Linked DNA regions of Homo sapiens: region 2 is linked to region 1. A link is a loop called in an ENCODE intact Hi-C map of the cell type or tissue named here. Cell type or tissue: MCF 10A. All regions are shown on one strand. Links, peaks and the distances in the headings refer to the core of each region. The heading gives the core; the rest is flanking DNA. Region 1 holds the start of LOC102723944 (a long non-coding RNA gene). Region 2 overlaps LOC102723944 (a long non-coding RNA gene).

Region 1 (2,921 bases), core at 239-2,738:
ATTTAGATTCCACTATTCAGGAGAATTAGTGCGAGATTAGGAAGGCATGTTTCTAATATTCTGCTGACAAGCACCATTGTGAAGGTACCTGGTTTCGCTCTGAAAGCGGGAGGAGAGGTCTCAGTGTCTACTTACTGGCTTTGTGGAGTATTAAAAAGCACTGCCCAGGGAACCTATTTGCTGGTGTGGGTTATGCCAGGGGTGTCACGGTTTTAGAGTTGGCAGCACTAGCAGTAGCTTTCGGCTTGGGGGAGTTTCTTGACTATATCAATTGCCTGTCATGGTGGTTTCCGACCCGGGCAGGTGGCATGGTTCTGGGGCTAGCAGCTGTGGCCACCGTTTCCCTACGCCACTGGTGTCTGCTGAATTCGAGGAGGGGCATTAGATTCTTTAGTTCTTCAGGGTGGCTTTGGGTCGTGTTCTTAAAAGATCAGTCTGGAATCTGATCCTTCAGTCTTCCCAAAGAGTCTGTAAACCACTTAATATCCTGCCGCAAATCCCTTTCTGCTTAAACTAACTAGATTGAATTCCGTTCTCTGCAAGCCAGCCTGGGCGATAGACCACAGAACCCTCTGCGCTGTTCCTCTCCCTGTGGATTCTTTTTTCCCAAACCAAGTCACTACACGTGGATCTAGAATATATTATTTATTCTTCTCGGCCAAACCACAGGCTTTCCTTTTTACAAAATCAACTTGAGGTTTACCCTCTGTGAAGCCGTTTCAAATGAGGTCGAACACGCTTCTCACTTCCTCTGCAACTGTGACCCGGACACTTTGGTAACGGCTTACTGGGGGCTCTAAGACCATTAATCGGTTTCAGAACCGGAGTCCCTGTGCCTCCCTTGGGAAGCACTTTTCACATAAAGTAAAAAGTTCGGTGACCTTAGCAGGGCAGACGAGGCCTTAAACACTGCAGTTTAAAGCTGGGATGGCAAAAGACGTGGCCACCTCTTCCTCTAGTCTTTCCAACTCTCTCTCTTCCGCTTCCTTCTCCCTCCCCTTCTCACGACGCCCGGCCATTGCCTCTGAAGCTGGATGGTGGCTGGGCACGCCCCGCCAGGACATTCGTTCAGGGGAGGACGCCCGAATCTGTCAGCAAAGCATCCCTACCTGCAGGAGGCCTGGAGCTCAGCGCAGCCCCCCACGCCTGCCCGGGTCCCCGAAACGCGGCTGCTCCAGCGCCGGGGGCGCACACCGCCCCCTGGAGGCGGGCCCTGGCCCTGAGCCCCGCGCTCCCGCCGGCGCCGACTCCACTTCGCGGCTGCGCACTTTGCACTTGGCGCCCAGCCCTGGCAGATCGGGACGCAAACACACACGCACCCACGGTTTACAAGAAAGACTCTTCAAAGGAAAACTAAATGGGGGGTGGTCGTTCTAATAAATATAACGTGCAAGGCTCAACTATGTGAGTAATCATTAGAAAATGCAGAAAATGTGTTTCTCTTTATCTGCCATTCCCATTCCAATTCACTGCTTTTTTAAAACCCATTTATGCCCTTCTCAGAAGCCTCCTCCGTGAGCAATATCATCCAACTTCGACAGCAGCGTCAACCACTTTAGAAAATGAAAAGAGATAATAATTGGCAATTAACATCATCTACGTTTTAATACATTTTACAAAATTAAAATAAAAATGCAAGGCAGCCGGGCGCGGTGGCTCATGCCTGTAGTCCCAGAACTTTGGGAGGCTGAGGCGGGCGGATCGCCTGGGGTCAGGAGTTCGAGACCAGCCTGACCAGCGTGGAGAAACCCCGTCTTTACTAAAAATACAAAATTGGCCGCGTGTGGTGGCGCATGCCTGTAATCCCAGCTACTCGGGAGGCTGAGGCAAGAGAATCGCTTGAACCAGGGAGGCGGAGGTTGCAGTGAGCTGAGATAGTGCCATTGCACTCCAGCCTGGGCAACAGGAGTGAAAAAGTCCGTCTCAAAAAAAAAAAAAAAAAAAATGCAAGGCAAACTAGTTGGTCAATTGTCATTTGTGTCATTTGTGTCTATGTGTCATTTCCAAAACTCAATATTCTTTGAATAATAAAACCAACGCTTTCTCTAACAACTTGTGTGACATGTCCCCGAATCAGCATTTAAGATTTCGAACTAAAACGTAATCCGAAGAGATTCCTTAATGGGAAGGTTGGCAAACTTGCCAAGGACATAGACCTGTTCCTGTTCTTACTTCAGCTGGGCTTTCTTTTAATGAGTGGATTGCATTATACACTTTTTTGTTATGTTTTGCATTCACATATGCATAAAATGCTTTTCACTAGGAATCAACCAGATATTAAAAGAACGTAAACATATTCTGGCCATAAATGATAAAAGCTGCATTTGTAGACATGCTCAGCATATCTATTATTGGCCACTGGGTCAATGTTGAGAATTCCCAAAAGAAGTCCCCACCTACATGGCAAAGCTGATGGAGCCTACAAACCGGGAACATCGTAAGTATTAACCATCCTGAAGTATATTCTCTCTTACAAGACGTTGGAAAAACAAACGATGGGCATCTAGAATGACAATAGCTTCCTACTCCTCCTGCAGTTAAGAAAGACAAACGCTGAGAACCGTTGGAAAGGCAAACAAAATTGTATGCGAAGGTCACATTCAGCCAGAAGAGGTGCTCCCAATTACGTTTACTTAAAGGGAGAGGTCCAGACACATTTTTGGTATCCTCCTTTAAAAAATGTTGCAGTCCTTAAAATTTGGTAAGCTTCTGTGACTAAAAGTATCTTTACTGCTACCTAAAGTATGTACATATGTGCATGTTTAAAATCCCTTCTTTTCATCATTTTCAGAGACACTATTTCAATTTCCTGCCCTGAAACATGTGGAATTTCATTTTAAACAAAAGTCTCCTTTCAGGGACTTGCAGGCTTGGTGTGGCTGATTGGTGCTGGAGGCCGCTCAGGACGCAGTTTCTCACCT
Region 2 (2,921 bases), core at 109-2,608, 81 kb before region 1:
TACATAGATACACAGATAGATGATAGATAATGGATAGATAGATAGATAGATACACACATACATACATAAACAGATGATAGATAGATAGACCCTCACTCCTGCCTTCTGGACCCACTCAGCCTGCCCTTCCCACGCTGTGCATCCTGTGTTACTTCTCACCACTTGCCCACAGTCCCCTTCCCCCACATCAGCCCTCTCCATCCCCTGACCACCCCCAGCACTCAGGGGCCTCCAGGCATTTCCTTTGTCTCTTTGGTCCACTTTGAAGTCACACATTCCACTCCAACGACCGAAATCCCCACGCTTCCTTTCAGGCCCAGTCTAAGACAGAGCTCCACAAAGCCCTCCTGACTGGCACCGTCCCAAAGGATGCCTTCCCCTCACTTAGCGCCCCCTCGGCCCTACTGCAGAGCCTCTTCCACACCTGCAAATACTTGCCTGTGGCTCATCTTGGTTTCCCGTGTGTCTGTGTGTCTGGAGAACACTCCAGGGACAGTGTGAGCTCTCTGAGGACAGGGATTCCTTCCTGAACAACGGACAAGCACCCCTCCCTGAGTGTCTGTGTGTTTCCAGCTCTGGGGAACCCAAGTCATGGTCTCTGTCCACAAGAAGCTTTTATTTATAGTGTTAAAATATACATAACATAAAATGTACCATTTTAACCATGTTTAAGGGTATAGTTCTGTGATGTAAGTAATTCACATTGTTGTGCAATCACTGTACAGCATTCATCTCCAGGGATTTTTTTTATCTTCCCAAACTGAAACTCTGCACCCATTAACCAATAATTCCCTATTCTTTCTTCCCCAGCCCCTGGCAACCAGCATTTTATTTTCTGTCTGTATGAATTTTACTATTCTAAGTACCTAAACAAGTGGAATCATACAGTATTTGTCCTTTTGTGACTGGTTTATTTCACTTAGCATAATGTCAAGGTCCATGCTGTAGCAGGTGTCAGGATTTCCTCCCTTTTCAAGGCTGGATCATATTCTGTTGTATGGATACATCCCATTTTGTTTAGCCGTTCATCTGTTGATGGAGACTTGCGTGGTTTCCACCCTTTCCTATTGTGAATAACAACGCTATGCACATAGGCATAAAGTATCTGTTAGAGTCTCTGCTTCCAATTCTTCGGGGTATATACTTAGAAGTGTAATGCTGGATCATATAGTAATTCAGTGATTAACTTTTCGAAACCAAGAAGCTTCTAACAAACTCAGAAGACAGAACCAATACACACAAGACCATCTGAGACCAAAGAGCAGAAGGAGCTTTCTGCTGAGGCCAGAACCTGCAAAGCCTGACTCCACCACCAGGGATGACCTTGACTCATACCTTAAACCTCACTGGGCTACCTATAAAAGTGAGGTCTAAGTAATACGCCCTCTTTTCCTATTCTAAGATGTACATTGCCTTCACTTTTAGTAGCTCTAAAATCAGCATTGGTTATTTTAATTTCAGCATGTTTTTCCTTAATAGAATGTAAAAGGATAGTGCATTCTGCTCATAACTGGCGGAGCCTTAGACTCCAAACACAGCACCATGGAGGCAAAAACAGATAATAGAATAAGCACTCACCACTTTAATTTTCCTTTATTCAGTTGTGTGGTAATGACTATACGAATGCAATTAAAGTCAAGAAAAGATCACCACCACAGCATAACCTACCCTGAACAGACATTTCACCAAAGAAGAGATTGCAAATATGCAATGAAAAGTTGCTCAACTTCATTAGCCATTAGGAAAATGCAAATTAAAGCCACAATGAGATATCTGACACATCACTACACACCTATCAGAACAGCTAGAACAAAAAAATAGTGATGGTTCCAAACACTGGCAAGAAGGCAGACATATTGCATCTCTCAGACATTGCATGTGGGGAGGCAAAGTGGTACAGACACTCTGAAGAACAGTTTTGCAGTTTCTTATGAAACTAAACATATACTTGTCACGTGGTGCAGAGCTTGCCCCTCAGCATTTATCCCAGAGAAGCGGAAACTCGTGTCCATGCAAAAACCCACACACAAATATTTGTAGAAGCTTTATTTCCAACAATCAAAACCTGAAAATCATCCAAATGTCCTTGGGAGACTGCATGGTTAAACTGTGGCATATGACTGCTCAGTAGTATGCCATGGTGTGGATATGCCACAGTTTAACACCATGGCATACTACTGAGCAGTCAGAAGGAACACAGTGCTGAGGCTTTATGCTGAGTGAAAAAAGCCAATCTCAGAAGGTTCCATACTATATGATCCCAGTCATATAACATTCTTGAAATGACATCATTATAGAGATGGAGAAAAATTAGTGTTTGCCAGGGGATGGGGATCCAGGGGGGAATGTGTGTGTGTAGTGGCATGTGACTGTAAAAAGGCAGCGTGCCCAGTAATTCCATTACTGGGTGTATACCCAAAAGATTATACATCATTCTACTATAAAGACACATGCAAGTGTATGTTTACTGCAGCACTATTTACAATAGCAAAGACTTGGAACCAACCCAAATGCCCATCAGTGATAGACTGGATAAAGAAAATGTGGCACATATACACCATAGGATACTATGCAACCATAAAAAAGAATGAGTTCATGTCCTTTGCAGGGACATGGATGAAGCTGGAAACCATCATTCTCAGCAAACTAACACAGGAACAGAAAACCAAACATTGCATGTTCTCACTCATAAGTCGGAGTTGAATAATGAGAACACATGGACACAGGGAGGGGAACATCACACACCAGGGCCTGTTGGGGGGTTGGGGTGAGGGGAGGGAGATCATTAGGACAAATACCTAATGCATGTGGGACTTAAAACCTAGATGATGAGTTGATAGGTGCAGCAAACCATCATGGCACATGTATACCTATGCAACAAACCTGCACGTTCTGCACATGAATCCCAGAACTTAAAGTAA

Evidence for each region. Hi-C counts contacts between places; a loop is a spot of excess contacts. Peaks named below come from ENCODE experiments on the same cell type or tissue, not always from the same donor. Only the 100,000 strongest peaks of a DNase experiment are listed, where the experiment ranks them.
Region 2: a loop joins it to region 1, with 2.4 times the contacts of the local background. A loop is called at or near these places in 2 of 110 quality-filtered maps.

Annotation. Positions count from the first base shown.
Region 1 is chr6:1,554,023-1,556,943 of GRCh38, forward strand. LOC102723944 (a long non-coding RNA gene) reads right to left here and starts at 1,204. Exons shown (of 7, transcript XR_427861.4): 1 at 1,110-1,204. In MCF 10A, for the core only: a CTCF peak has its summit at 1,182 (motif pointing left); a DNase peak (open chromatin) is centred at 1,129.
Region 2 is chr6:1,473,089-1,476,009 of GRCh38, forward strand. All of the region lies in intron 3 of LOC102723944 (a long non-coding RNA gene), which reads right to left. Among named protein-coding and RNA genes, the nearest start is that of MIR6720, 84 kb to the left of the region's middle. In MCF 10A, for the core only: CTCF peaks have their summits at 1,364 and 1,568; no DNase peak of the experiment used is centred there.